Linked DNA regions of Homo sapiens: region 1 is linked to region 2. A link is a loop called in an ENCODE intact Hi-C map of the cell type or tissue named here. Cell type or tissue: heart right ventricle. All regions are shown on one strand. Each heading gives the region's core, and the rest is flanking DNA. Links, peaks and the distances in the headings are about the cores only. Region 1 holds the start of DHRS4L2 (dehydrogenase/reductase 4 like 2). Region 2 overlaps NRL (neural retina leucine zipper).

The links. Hi-C counts contacts between places; a loop is a spot of excess contacts. Peaks named below come from ENCODE experiments on the same cell type or tissue, not always from the same donor. Only the 100,000 strongest peaks of a DNase experiment are listed, where the experiment ranks them.
Region 1: a loop joins it to region 2, with 2.3 times the contacts of the local background. A loop is called at or near these places in 24 of 110 quality-filtered maps.

What each region holds. Positions count from the first base shown.
Region 1 is chr14:23,984,737-23,992,944 of GRCh38, forward strand. DHRS4L2 (dehydrogenase/reductase 4 like 2) reads left to right here and starts at 4,193. Exons shown (of 8, transcript NM_198083.4): 1 at 4,193-4,339; 2 at 5,446-5,623. The coding sequence starts at 4,212. RefSeq lists an enhancer at 3,729-3,788 and a silencer at 3,959-4,208. In heart right ventricle, for the core only: a CTCF peak has its summit at 4,055; DNase peaks (open chromatin) are centred at 2,195, 4,075 and 5,563; H3K4me3 peaks cover 1,331 bases; H3K27ac peaks cover 2,484 bases.
Region 2 is chr14:24,088,754-24,095,296 of GRCh38, forward strand. All of the region lies in intron 1 of NRL (neural retina leucine zipper), which reads right to left. PCK2 (phosphoenolpyruvate carboxykinase 2, mitochondrial) reads left to right here and starts at 5,558. Exons shown (of 10, transcript NM_004563.4): 1 at 5,558-5,681. The coding sequence starts at 5,653. RefSeq lists enhancers at 247-746, 1,662-1,711, 5,581-6,230, 5,884-5,953 and a silencer at 5,324-5,573. In heart right ventricle, for the core only: CTCF peaks have their summits at 1,961 (motif pointing left) and 2,161; a DNase peak (open chromatin) is centred at 1,948; H3K4me3 peaks cover 46 bases; H3K27ac peaks cover 473 bases.

The sequences.
Region 1 (8,208 bases), core at 1,469-6,468, 100 kb before region 2:
GCAGAGGTTGCAGTGAGCCAAGATTGTGCCACTGCACTCCAGCCTGATGACAGAGCAAGATGCCATCTCAAAAAAAAAAAAAAAAAAAAGAATTTAAAATGCCACAGTCCTTGGTGGACTGAACAAAAGAAGATTAACATGGTAATAAAGACAAATGAGTACATATGGAAGAAGGGGTCAGGGGGCTCATTTCTTCTAGGGAACAAGGGCCCTGAGCTTCTATACCCCTTCGTATTTACTGAGTAAAGGAGATAGGGAGAAAGGGGTGGTTGTCAGTAAGCTGCTTGACTTAGTGTAGGCTTGTATGACTGCATTCTTTGAACAGTAGTCTCCAGAGGTTCCAGTAGATAACCTCAAGGAGCACAGCACCAGGGAGTAATTGCCCTCAGCAAACCTCCTGGTGGCAGGTGCAGAAGCGAGTTTGCCCACATTTTGCAATCATGATAAACAGTTGGCTGTTTGATCATATAGCCTTCAGTGGAATGCTGAGTTGGTCACGACCCTCAGGCCTTTGGCTCCCTACATTAAAACACCCATTTCACCAGATTAAAAATATTCAATAAAATTTCTAAAAAGCACTTAACACTTGCCAGCACTTACTAAGGAAGTGCTCAATAAATGCTGTTAACACTCTTACTATTATTTCTCTGCTTGGCAGTTGTCCTAATCCCACACCAGCCCTTCCACATAGCCTAATCCTGACTTGTGTCAGTGATGCATGACTCAACAGTGAATCTGGGACAGCTATTGCAAAATGCAAGACTTAAAATCCATCCCAGATGAATTCTCTTCTGGACCGCAGGCAGCCCTTGAAAAGGATGAGAGTAGAGCCCTCAATCATGGAGGCATTTGTCCCTCAAGATAGGCAGATGTTACCACCTCCATACAAGAACAATCCCATTGCCTATTACAGTTCCCATTTCAGAGAGATACTCCCACATATGTATGTATTTCCCTGAAAGGTTTCTTGTTCCTCTTCTTTTTTTATTTTTTTGAGATGGAGTCGCTCCTTCTGTTGCCCAGGCTGGAGTGCAGTGGCATGATCTCAGCTCACTGCAACCTCTGCCTCCCAGGTTCAAGCAATTCTCCTGCCTCAGCCTCCTGAGTAGCTGGGATTACAGGCACATGCCACCAGGCATGTATTTTTAGTAGAGACAGGGTTTCACCATGTTGGTCAGGCTGGTCTTGAACTCTTGACCATGCCCAGCTAATTTTTGTATTTTTAGTAAAGACAGGATTTCACCATGTTAGCCAGGCTTGTCTCAAACTCCAGACCACACCCGGCTCATTTTTTTATTTTCAGTAGAGACGAGGTTTCATCATCTCAGCCAGCTGGTCTCAAACTCCTGACCTCAAGTGATCTGCCCACCTCAGCCTCCTAAAGTGCTGGGATTACAGGCATGAGCCACCATGCCCACCCCAAGATTTCCTGTTCTTATCTCCAATAAGCCAGCTTGATGAGGAGTAGCGCTAGAGATTCCCATACTTCTTGACTTCCTTCTATCCTTTTCTGCTCACAGGCCCCCTGTGAGAACACTGCATGTTCTCACTCATAGGTGGGAATTGAACAATGAGAACACTTGGACACAGGGTGGGGAACATCACACACTGGGGCCTGTCGTGGGGTGCAGGCATGGGGAAGGGATAGCATTAGGAGGAATACCGAATGTAAATGATGAGTTAACGGGTGCAGCACACCAACATGGCACATGTGTACATATGTAAAAAACCTGCACGTTGTACACGTGCACCCTAGAACTTAAAGTATAATAAAAAAAAAAAAAGAAAGAAAGAAAGAAAAAGAAATAGTGCTGGAGGCCAAATAGCAACCCTGCCCACACAAGGAAGGGCCATGTGTTGTTCACCAAGCTCCCAAGCCACAATTCTCTTTTCCCAGAATCCTTTGCTCTTTGAAGTGTGGTCTTCCTCACTTTCCTGGAACCCTCAGCCCCTCAGTGGGCCCGTCTACCTCTGAAGAGAAGAGGAAGAGAGATCAAATACCCCCCTGGAGGCTTGTCCCTTTGAACCAAGCCCTGAGAACCCCCGCAGCAGTCCTCCTGTGTACCCTCCCCCCAGCCCCACACAGATGGAGAGCCCTGGGAAGGGTTCCCACAGTGCATGAGCTCCAAACAGTGCAAGAGCACAAGGAGTGTGGCGCTTCCAGCCTCTGTCAATAATTCATGAGGCTCAGACTGAGGAGCACCAGTCAGAGTCAGCTTTGCCTGGACATGGGGAAAATTATACTGCAGCTCTCCTGTCTCATCGGGATGTGCTGAGTAGCAAAGCAGAGTGCTGCAGCTGTAACTTCTTGGCTGAGGAAAACACTAGAAATCCAGTGCAGGCCTGTTCTATTACTTGCTCGCCATACACCCCCTTTTGAATGTTGAAATCCTTGTTTTTTTTCTTTTTGTTGAGACAGAGTCTCCATCTGTCGCTCAGGTTGGAGTGCAGTGGCGTGATCTTGGCTCACTGCAAGCTCCGCATCCCGTGTTCATGCCATTCCCCTGCCTCAGCCTCCCGAGTAGCTGGGACTACAGGCAAGTACCACCACGCCCGGCTAATTTTTTGTATTTTTAGTAGGGACGAGTTTCACCGTGTTAGCCAGGATGGACTTGATCTCCTGACCCCGTGATCCGCCCGCCTCGGCCTCCCAAAGTGCTGGGATTACAGGGTGAGCCACCACGCCCAGCTGAATGTCCAAATCCTTTTTCAGCTGCTCAGCTGACCTGCACATATACTAAATGAATCTTGAGCAAACATGAATTCTATTCAAAAGTCATGCCTAGAACTGGATTTCACAAACCAGGATTCTTTCCCCTCTAATTGTAGGGACTGGCATAAGGCTGCCAAACTGGTGATTTCACCAATAACACATCTCTAAACCTACCCATCTGCTTTCATCATCTTTTCTGAAACAAAACACTAACACACACACACACAAAAAGAAGGAAAGGTATACTCCACAATAAAGGACTGTTAAATAAGCTTAGCTTTATGAAACTCACTGTAATTGTTTCCTTTTCTCATTTTGCTTTGAACTAGTGAAAACGCTGCCATGAACCAGCACTGCTTCTCAGTCTGGCTTTGGAGGCCAGTGGGTTAAACTAATTCAGATACTTACCTTTGGGTCTGTTGCGGCCTTTCTACACTGTACCATAAGCCATCCATATTTATTCATTCTCCCGGAAACCCAGGAGGGAGATCATTTCAGCCCACTTGGCAGAAGTGGAGACTGAAGTCTTGGACACAGAATTTATAGCTGGCAAGGACTTTATTCATCATCCATACCCTCAGTAATTTACAGATGAAGAGTCTGGCCCAGGGCACCAATAATAATCACTACATGGTGGCAGTAACTACTATGTGCTTAGTAGCTTACAGTTCATAAAGAGATTTTGCATTCAACAAATATTTATTGAACTAGGATGGAGGCTAAGACCTGGGGACAGAGTGGTTAGGGAGAACTTGAGTGCCCCGAGTTCTTTGCATTTCCACCACTGCTTGAGGGACTGTCCAGCCTCCTCGCTACCACTTAGCCCCTGTAAAGGAGGAAGTCCCTTTGGCGAGGGATATGAGATCCTGTTTTGCCAATGACCGTAGTCTGCCCTCCAAGGGCCCGTGAAGATGGAAGAGACCTTGGGCAGAGTGAAGGGCAGTGCCAGGCCTGGCGCAGCTACTGCCTATCACGTCTCTCTCCCAGGCTGCTCCAGCCTCACCTGGTGGACTCCATGGGGACCACAGGCCTCACCTCCATGGGCAGTCTCAAAACATTTGCCCTCCTGTGGGCTGTCACATACATAGACCCAGACTTTCTTGGAGAAGGAATTCTGAAGAAGCAAAAGCAACCAACTCAAAACCCCCACTTCCCCAAGAAGAAAACGTGGACAAGCAGATGCAGAAGGGCAGCAGCCAAAGTCTGCGGGTTCCTGCGGGGGCCAGGGGAGGGGCGAGCCCTACAGGCAACTTGAACGGAGAGCGCTTTGATCACTCACCAGCCCGGGAAGGCAAGCCCCAGTCAGGCGGAAGGTAGCTGGCTGCGGGGCGGGGCGACTGGCGGGCGGCGGGAGGCGCCAACCGCCACAGACGACTCCCAGCTGGCCGAGGGCGGGAAGGGGGCAGGCAGGGAAGCGGCCCGCCCTTCGTCCTGCCCCTTCGCCCTACTCTGTCACCTCCGCTGGAAGGAGTGGAACCCAGACTTGCTGGTCTGATCCATGCAGATGGCCAGGCTGCTAGGCCTCTGTGCCTGGGCACGGAAGTCGGTGCGGATGGCCAGCTCCAGGATGACCCGCCGGGACCCGCTCACAAATAAGGTGGCCCTGGTAACGGCCTCCACCGACGGGTGAGTGTTGGTGCCGGAGTTTCTGAGGCCCTGGCTGCCTGGAAACATGCACTGGTGTCTCGTCCTTTGCCTCCAGTGCCCCTGTCCTCAGACCTCACATACCGCCAAAGTCTGGCCATGGAAAAAAAGTAGCCACGTGGTCCGCCTGAAGCCCCTCCGAATACCCTGGCCCTCCCTTGCCAGCCCTTCTGTCCCTGCTGCCTCTGGCACAACTGTGCCACCTCTGTGCAGCCCCATCGATCTAGTCCCCCCAGTGTTCTGGGCTGCCCCAGTCAACCAGCCTTACCTAGCCTCTGGGAAGACCAGAAACTGGAAATGCAAGGGAATCTGGATTCAAAATCTTATAACAAGGCCTCCAGCTTTTTGAAAATGTACCATTCTATTTGGGCTCCAGAAAGTGTCCCGGAACCCCTCCCCCTTACCTAGATGGGACACCAGAGCCATGTGTCGAGACTTTTTTTTAGGTCGGTACATCTGGGCCTACCTTGCCCAGCCTGTTTCTCACCCACCTCTCTTGTCAGTCCTGGTTCTCATTTCTACAGGACTTTGCTAGATGCCAGCTCTTCACAAAACTAAAATACAAATGTAGATAAAATGCTAATGGCTGACAACTGCAGAATGTGTAACTCTTCTTCCCAAGGCAATATTTACGTTTTTGACCAGAGACCATCTTTTCACATGCACCCCAAAAAATAATTATGGAAAGAATTTTGAGAATGATGTAGACTAGTAAGAAAGAAACCTGGCGGCAGGACTGTTCTGAGTGAGACCTTCAAATCACGGAAGTGGCTGCTGCTGCACACCCAGCTCATTTCTCACCTCTCAGTCCCAACAGGAGATGAAGCCTGTCACCCGTGGTGGGAACTGTAGAAAGTGATGTCAGTTCTTGGGAACTAAGGCTGTGATCCAGGTCATAATAAAAATAAGTAAAGCAGTGCTAAAAATGGCCATGCCATTAAGCCTGTTTTACACATAGTAGGCACACGTAGGAGTTATATAGAGAAAGAGCCAGAATTCAAACCCGGGCAGTCTTAACTTCAGAGCCCATGCTGTCGACCTCTTCCCCTGCACAGGCCTTAGCAGTCTTTGTCTCTTTCTGCTCACAGGATCGGCTTCGCCATCGCCCGGCGTTTGGCCCAGGACAGGGCCCACGTGGTCGTCAGCAGCCGGAAGCAGCAGAATGTGGACCAGGCGGTGGCCACGCTGCAGGGGGAGGGGCTGAGCGTGACGGGCACTGTGTGCCATGTGGGGAAGGCGGAGGACCGGGAGCGGCTGGTGGCCATGGTGAGCTGCAGGGAAATGGGCACAGAGCCAGGAGGTGGAAAAGGAAGCCAGCCTGAGCCTCCTTCCCTGCTTTCCTAGACAGCAGCACATTTTTACTGTGTGCCTTTCTATTATGTCCATATACTAACGTCAGAGAATCATCCCATCTCAGTCAGAGAATTTTAAAACATTCTAATGCTTCAACCCTGCATCATCCCTTGAGTACCCCAAAGAAACAGCTGGTACTGGTTCTGCAGTAATTTTCAATCTAATTGAACAGATGTGAAGGGTAAATACAATCACAAAATAGATGTTCCCACCCATGAGCTAATAAACATTCCCCTCTTCTTCAGCTTATAGAGTCAAGTCCCTGGGAACCTCAGGAAGCAGCCCACCATGTTTCAGCCACTTACTATGTGCCATTTCCTGTGTTCAGAGCCTTACACAGGTTATCTCTAGACCTGACAACAACCCAAGCAAGGCAAGGACTATTCTCTCAGTCTGCAGACCCTGGCTCAGATAGCTGGAGCAACTTCCCAAGGTCCCACAGCCAGTAAGGAAAGACCCAGACCTCCCAAGCTCCCTTCCTTTATTGGCTGCCTGTGGACTACCAGGTACTGGACTTCAGTCTCAAAGAAAGTACATAAGTCAATGTCATAATTAGTAGTGGACAACAGCCTTGCAGCTGCTGAAGCAACTATGAAGCATTCACAAAGGAAGCTCCTCTTCCCTTGAGGCTCAGGGCACACACTTTATTTCCCAGAGTGGAAGGGAGAATCTACCCAAAAATGGAAAGTACAGGATTCTGCTAACAGATTGGAAGGTTGGCAGAAATAATTTGCATAATCTTCTTAGAAGAGGAGGATCTTAAGCAATAGTAGACAGAATAGGGTAATTCCATTTTTAAGGAACAGTCTGGCAGACACTCAAATGTGCATTGGAAAGAGCCAAATATGAGTCCAAGAAAGTCACAAATGTGAGTCCAAAAAAGCTTGGCTTAGACTGGTCGACAAAGCCCAAGATTGGGGCCTTGATCCTGATGGTGGAAGGAGCCGTTTGGGAGTCTGGATCAATTAGCACTAACCATACGACATGTAAGTAGCAATGTAATGTGAAAATCCTCCTAGAAAAACAACCTGTGCCCCCCACCAGGTTCACTTAACATGGCCTACAGGCCTGGCCCAGAAGTGGTACTTGAGCTAAACCTTAAGGAATGGATGGGAATGGACAGATGGAATAGTGACGAGGTTCCAGATAACTCTGCAAAATGAGCAGACAGCCAAGGAGGAACTGAAGGAAAGAGAGGAGCACTGTCAGTCCACAGTGGAGAGCACAGGCTCAGGAGTACTGCTGGGGAAGGGGCTGCATTGGAAAGATAGAGGCCATGGGCCTCCATATCTTTTTTTTTTTTTTTTGAGACAGAGTTTCATTCTTGTTGCCCAGGCTGAAGTGATATGGCACAATCTCAGCTCACTGCAACCTACGCCTCCAGGTTCAAGCAATTCTCATGCCTCAGCCTCCCGAGTAGCTAGGATTACAGGCATCCACCACCACGTCCAGCTAATTTTTGTATTTTTAGTAGAGACGGGGTTTCACCATGTTGGCCAGGCTGGTCTTGAACTCCTGACCTCAGGTGATCCACCCCCTCGGCCTCTCAAAGTGCTGGGATTACAGGCGTGAGCCACTGTGCCCGGCCATAGCTTCTTAAAAGGATACGTTAAGGACCTTAAAAGGATATGGCCTCTTAAAAGGATATGTTTACACATTCTTGCAGCAAATAAGAAGCCATGTGAGGTTTTGAGCAAGAGAAAGATGGTTATTAGGAAAGCTAATCTGGCTCTGGTAGGAAGGATATACAGAGGAGACACCGAATCCAGGGCATCAGTGAGGAAGCTGTTGCTGTCGTCCAGGTTTAGAGCAGTGGCGGCGGGACTGGAATAGATGTGCCCAAGAGACATTTAGTGGAAACGAACCAAGATTTTCCAACCCCATGTCAAAAAGTGGGAAATAGAGAAGTCAAAAATGACTCTCAGGTAGTTTGTATGACCATTGTCAGAGAAGAGAATGATAGAATACTTGTCAGCAATTTGAAATGTCTTCTGCCAGTTGCCACATGTTACCCTGCAATAAGAAAAGCCACTGCCCTGAGAATGGATACTACCCAGTGGCCTCCTCATCTGCACACCACGAAGCTTCTCACTGGTGTTGTAAGTGGAAACCAGAGTAGCTGCCTATCTGCTTGATTATATTTTTTCTTAAAAATGTATAACTATCAGAACACAGAACAAACAGCTCCTAACCGCTTTAGTGTAGTGATCACACAATTTAGAATAAGACTTAGAAGACTTTCTTTTATTTTTTTCCAGAGACAGTGCCTCATTCTGTTGCCCAGGCTGCAGTGCAGTGACATGATCATAGCTCACTGTAACCTCGAAGTCCTGAACTCAAGCAATCCTCCCACCTCAGCCTCCCAAGTGGCTAAAACTATAGGCATGCACCACCACACCAGTTCATTTTTTAAATTTTTTGTAGAGTTGGGGCTGTATTTCCCAGGCTGTTTTGAACTCCTGGCCTCAAGTGGTCCTCCCCACTGGGCCTACCAAAGT
Region 2 (6,543 bases), core at 1-5,000:
TCCTGGCTCAGCCTATCAAGTAGCAGACATGCACCACCATGCCTGGCTAATTTTTTTTTTTTTTTTTTTTTTCACAGAGTCTTGCTCTGTCCCCCAGGCTGGAGGGCAGTGGCGCGATCTTGGCTGACGGCAAGCTCCGCCTCCCAGGTTCATGCCATTCTCCTGCCTCAGACTCCGGCTGGAACTACAGGCACCCGCCACCATGCCTGGCTAATTTTTTTTTTGTATTTTTAGTAGAGATGGGGTTTCACTGGGTTAGCCAAGATGGTCTCGATCTCCTGACCTCGTGATCCGCCCGCCTCGGCCTCCCAAAGTGCTGGGATTACAGGCGTGAGCCACTGCGCCTGGCCTAATTTTTGTATTTTTAGTAGAGACAGGGTTTCATGTTGGCCAGGCTGGTCTTGAACTCCTGACCTCAAATGATCCACCCGCCTCAGCCTCCCAAAGCGCTGGGGTTATAGGCATGAGCCACTGCGCCGACCCTGAGTTATACATTTTAATCTTTTTTTTTTGAGACAGGGTCTCGCTCTGTTACCCAGGCTGGAGTGCAGTGGTGCAATCATAGCTCACTGCAGCCTTGAACTCCTGGGCTCAAGCTATCTCCCACTTTAGTCTCCCAAGCAGTTGGGACTACAGGTGCACACCACCATGCCTGGCTACTTTTTTATTTTTTGTAGAGAAGAAGTCTCACTATGTTGTTCAGGCTGGTCTTAAACTCCTGGGCTCAAGTGATCCTCCAGCCTCTGCCTCCCAAAGTGCTGGGATTACAAGGCATGAGCCACCACACCCAGCCCATTTTAAATATTTAAACACAAGGTTTGAGGGCCTCTATTTGTACTCCTGCCGCAGGTCCTACATATGTTAGAGATGTGTCTACATAAAAACAAACCATTTAAACAGAGATGAATGTGCTAAGAAGAAGAAGGGCAGGGTGCTATGAAATTTTCTTCCACGAAGACATACTCTAATACAAAGCCAGAGGGGATGCATCACAGGGACAGGTTGCCTAAGAAAGTCATGCTAAACCAAGACTGGTCAGGTGAATAAGAAGTGACCCTGCCTGGAGGTGTGGACAGGGTGGGAATTCCAGGCGGCAGAAACAACATATGCAAAGGTTGTGAGGCAGGAAAGATGTAGACATGTTCACAAAACTGAGAAAAGATCCACGTAGCCAGAGAGTAGAAAGCCTGGAAGGTGGGAAGAACAGTGATAGCTGAGGCTGGAGAAGTCAGCAGGGGCCAGATCATGCAGAGCCTGGGAGGTCACATTAAGGGTTTGGGCTTTATTCTAAGAGCAGGGAGAAGCTACTGAAGGGTTTTCAGTAGAGACATGATGTGATCAGATTTGTGTTCGGAAGGATCACGTATGTCAGCACTTTGTGTTTGTGGAGGAAGGCAACAATGAAATAAGAGTCAGATTAGAGGACTAATGCCGTAACCAAGTTGAGCCTGAGGAATATTTGCAACTGGAAGCACACTCTGAGACAGAAACTTGTGTGCAGGTGGTTTACTCGGGGGGGGGGGGGGGGCACGGGGGGGGACTTTCAAAGAAAGAGTAGCAGGACCCAAGAGAGGGAACAGTTGAATGGCACTGCAGTTGTAATCAGCTGAGCCTAAAGAGCTCTGGGGCTGGGATGGACCTTCAGAGTTGTCCCAAACTGAGACAAAGGGCTAGGCCTCTGTACTTTATAACAACCATTCATTGGATACATACTGCCCCCAGGAAGCGGGCATTGCATTTGGTGAGACAGCTCCCTTTGGCCACAGATAGTGCTCAAGGAAGTACTCAGCTGTGAGCTATCAGCAGCCAACACTCAGCAGCTGGAACAATGAGCATCATGATCCTGAAGCGGGAATCTGGGCTACACACCACAGCATCACTACTCGGGCTGTGAGACTTCAGGGATGAACCCAGAGGCCCCAGAGAGGACAATGCAGATCACACTCTGCCCCCTGGTGGTACTCCTTGGACATAGGGCCAGCTGGTGGGCCAGGCTCTCCCGGCAGGGAACTAAAGAAAAGTGTGTGGCAGATAAGGGGAAATGAGCAGTGCAAGGAAATCTGCACGTGAGCCCCTTGCTCCATCTGCCTAAAGCTAGAGAAGAAAGTAATGGTGGGGAAGAAGAATTCAGAAACGTGGCACTCATTCATTCTTTTATTCAACCAACTTTTATTAAGTGCCTGTTATAGGCCAGGTACTGCTGGGAACTAGGAGAAAAACAAGACTGAAATCATCACTCTAGTGAGGATTACAGAGATATAAAAGTAACTACAGTATAGTAAAGTACAAAAATATAGGCATATACATGGGATAGAAGCAACACAGATGAAATAGATGTTCATTCTAAGGGACGAACAGAAAAGGCCTGTGTGTGTGTGTGTGTGTGTGTGTGTGTGTGTGTGTGTGTGTGTGTTAGAGACAGAGTCTCACTGTGTTGCCCAGGCTGGAGTGCAGTGGTGCGATCTCGGCTCACTGCAACCTCCGCCTCCCGGGTTCAAGCGATTCTCCTGCCTCAGCCTCCTGAGTAGCTGGGACTACCGGCGTGCGCCACCACACCAAGCTAATTTTTGTATTTTTAGTAGAGACGGGGTTTCACCATGTTGGCCAGGATGGTGTGTGTTTAATTTGAGTGCAGATGCCCAGAAAAAGTTCACAGAAGTGCTCTGGAAACTTCAGAGTTCAGTACGTAGGAGAAAAGGAGGCAAGTGGGGATGTGGGGGTGACAACATTAGATAAATAGGAGTCAGATTATGAAGGACATAAGATATCATGTGATGGAAAGAGCCTGGAAGAGATTTTAAGCTTAAGAGTGATATGATCTAATTTTTAATGGTAAATCAAGGGGACAGTATAGGATTTATAGGGAGAGGGGGACTTGGTAATTAGAGTCAGAAAGATATGGATTCAGATTCCATTTCTCCTGCTAACCATTTGTGTGACTTTGAGCAAATGACTCTTTTTTTTTTCAATATACACAAAGCAATTTTATTTGTATGTACTTGTGGTAAACAATTAGAACATTTCATTCATAATAGGATAAAAGTATAAAATATTCATGAATAATTTTTTTTCAGAACAGGAATGGAAGTTTATTAAAAAGCTTTAGAGCAGGAATGAAAGAAAGGAAAGTACACTTGGAAGAGGCCCAAGCAGGCATCTTGGAGGTCAAGTGCGGCATTTGACCTTTGATTTAGGGTGTTATATGTTGGCATACTTCTGGGGTCCTGCCTCCCTTTTTCCTTGATTCTTCCCTTAGGGTGACCGAGCAAATGACTCTTTAAGCCCGTGTCCACATATGTAAAATATAGTTGTGAAACAGAATGAGATTATGCATGCAGAGTTGCTGACACAGAGCCTGGCACCTACTGTCCATAGCATAAACATTATTCTTCTCTCTTAACTTTCCAAGTGGATTTGCATGCACAGTGTGGGGAGTGGCTTGGTAGGGAGAGGGGTTGGTGTTTGGAGAGGCAGGAGTCCAAGAAGTGCCTTAGAAGCTATCACCTGAAGCCAGGTGAGAGATAAGCCCTGAACTAAGGCCCTGGCCATGGGGATAGTTGCAGACTTGAGGGCTAATTGAGAAGTACAATTCCAAAGGTCCTGGCATCTGATTAGCTATGCAGGATAAGAATAGTCTAGACTGATTCCCTTTGGGGCAACTGGCCAGATGATGGTGCCATTTGCTGAGGTAGGAAACCATGAGAGCAGGTGCAGGATTATGGAGAAGATGATGACCTTCAGGTCAACCATGCTGCCACCAGTGTGCACACCTTTAGGCCCAAAGGTTGGCCAAGAGGTATGTGTTTGCAGCTGGGTAAGTGTGGACAGAGTTTGGATCTATGAACTGGGGGGAAAGAGATCCAAATACATATACCTGAGGTTGAGTGTAGGCTAGAGCCTGAGGGGGAAGAGACGGGGACCAGTAGCAAGCCCGTGGCTGGAGACCAGCTCTCCTTATCCCACTATGTTCCAGCATAGAACTCCAAGAAATCTGAGAATCAAGACTGTTTCTGTTGCAAGTGGCAGAACTCCAATTAAAATTAGCTTGAGCAAGAGAAGAAATGCATCAATTCCTGTAACTGAAATCAGGAATCCATTGCTCGCCATCTCCCTGCTCTGCTTCCTCTAGGCTGGCTTCTGTCTCAGCCAGGTTCCTGCTTTGCAGTGCCAAGCTAACACTCAGCAGCTCCAGGCTTATATTCTACCAGCTCAGCAACTCAGCAGAAAGAGAGCTAACTTCCAAAGTTTTAGAAAAAGTCCCAGAGAGGGATCTCATGCCCATCCTTGAACATCCTTGATTGCTGTGGCCAGAGTGAGGAACACAAAAGTTGGCTAAGCTGCAAGCCTACCCCCAAGAGGGGTGACATCAGACCCACATGACAATACAGACTGAGGAGATGGTTCCCCAAAAGAAAATCAGGGTGCTATTACCAGAAAAGGCGAGTGGATGCTGAGCAGACACCCATCATAGATATGCTGAGTTTGAGGTGCTATATAGCATTGTGGGTGATATCCAGTGGTCTCAGGTTGGAGAGAGATGTCCCAATGGAGGTATAGCTTGAGAAATCACCTGAGGACTTTATGATGGTAGTTGGGTGGGCAGATGAGTTTCCTCATTGGATTGTGGAGAGAAAGAATGACCAGGCCGGGCGTGGTGGCTCACGCCTGTAAATTCCAGCACTTTGGGAGGCCAAGGCAGGCGGATCACGAGGTCAGGAGTTGGAGACCAGCTTGGCCAGCATGGAGAAACCCCGTCTTTACAAAAAATACAAAAAATCAGCCGAGTGTGGTGGCAGGCGCCTGTAATTCCAGCTACTCTGCAGGTTGAGACAGGAGAATTGCTTGAACCCGGGAGGCGGAGTGTGCAGTGAGCCGAGATCGCGCCACTGCACGCACTCCAGCCTGGGTGACAGAGTAAGACTCCGTCAGGGGAAGAGGGGATGTGCCGGGGGAGGAGAATGACCAGATCAGAGGACCAAGGAAGAGACCCAGGGGTAGAGAGACTCCACCATTTCATGGCAAGGCAGAAAGGAGCCTTGATCAGGAGGAGAAACGGGGATTTAGGAGTTGGGGACTAAGTGGACCTTAGCATTGGGCACTTGGACTACAGAAAGGCCCAGGACTCAGGGTGTCGCGTCCCCAGGAGGAGGAACTGGAAAGGCAATGCCCAACCCCCTAACTTCTAGACGTCTGGCCCCTGTAGTCTCCCGCCCCTGGCCTCGCCCCTCGTTCCTAGCTTGTTTGCCACCTAGTGTCTCTCCCGGGAGCAAGAGTCCTCAAAGTTACATCATGTGCGGCTGGGAGGGCGGTGGCGGATGGGGGGCGGGGCCTCGAAGTCGGGGGCCGAAGAGTGGACCCAGTCCTCCAATGGGAGAGATGGGTTTGGCGGTTTGGAGGCAGGGGTTGGGGCGGCGGCTGGGCTGACCTGGAGCCTGGAGCCCCGGGGCCGAGGGAGCTGGCCTGCCAGCGGGGCGGAGGAAAGCTAGTGCCAGCCCTACCAGGTTCCGCCCCCGCGCCTGCCCCCCTCCTTTTTAAGCGCCTCCCGCCAGCCTCTGCTGTGGCTCGCTTCGCCGCGCTCCCTCCTTCCCCGCCTTCCATACCTCCCCGGCTCCGCTCGGTTCCTGGCCACCCCGCAGCCCCTGCCCAGGTGCCATGGCCGCATTGTACCGCCCTGGCCTGCGGTGAGTGACCCCCGGCCCGGGGCCCACCCGCACCTTCCGCTGCGCTCGCCCCCTCGGGGCTGCCAGTGGCGCTCTCCTGCTCTCAGCCTCCGCCAGGTTTCCCATCCTAGGCGGAGGCGGGCAGGGGCGACTGCTGTGGGTCCAGCCTCCCGCGCCGCGCGTCTCTTGGGAGGGCAGCCGGCCGGTGCTCCTCGTTTCCGCCTGCACCTCCCCTTCTCTGCCTCGCTCGCCTCTGACCGCGCGATCTCTATCTGCCACTCTCAGAACTTCCTCTCTCTCCTCGCTCCTCTCTGCTGAGCCAGGTCTCCGCATATCCTCCTTTCCTTCCCAGATACCTCCCTCGGACCTCTAACGGGCTCTCAGCCAGCGCCCCAGGGTACTTCGAGAGGCAGCAGGGCCCTGGGGACAAGGGTACGTGAGCCCCGGGAGACTAAGCTCAGAGCCCCCTAAAGAAGGTGGAAGGTTAAATATCCATTCCCGGCCTCTCCCGGACTGGAAGGACTGGAACCTGGCGGGAAGTCCAGAGCAGCCCGAGGGACCTGGGCCCAGGGGAGGGAGGCAAGCAAGGTGGGAGGAGGGCGCCAAGTTGCCTTCGTTTCTTACATAGCTGGCTTCTTCCTCCGTCCAGGCCTGGAGCCCCCAGGCTCGTCCTGTTTGTCTGCCTGTCCTCTTAGTCTCCTATTTATTCTCTGAGGCCTCTCTTCTCAGCTTTTGTCCCAGAGTCGGAAGTGACCCACATCTGTCGCACAGCCCGTTCCACTTGGGCAGCCCTTGTGGGTGGTCTCTGAAGGAAACGTCCCACTTAGAGGGCTGCAAGAGGGTGTGGGGGCTTCACAAGAGATAACGTGAGCCAGGCTCCAGG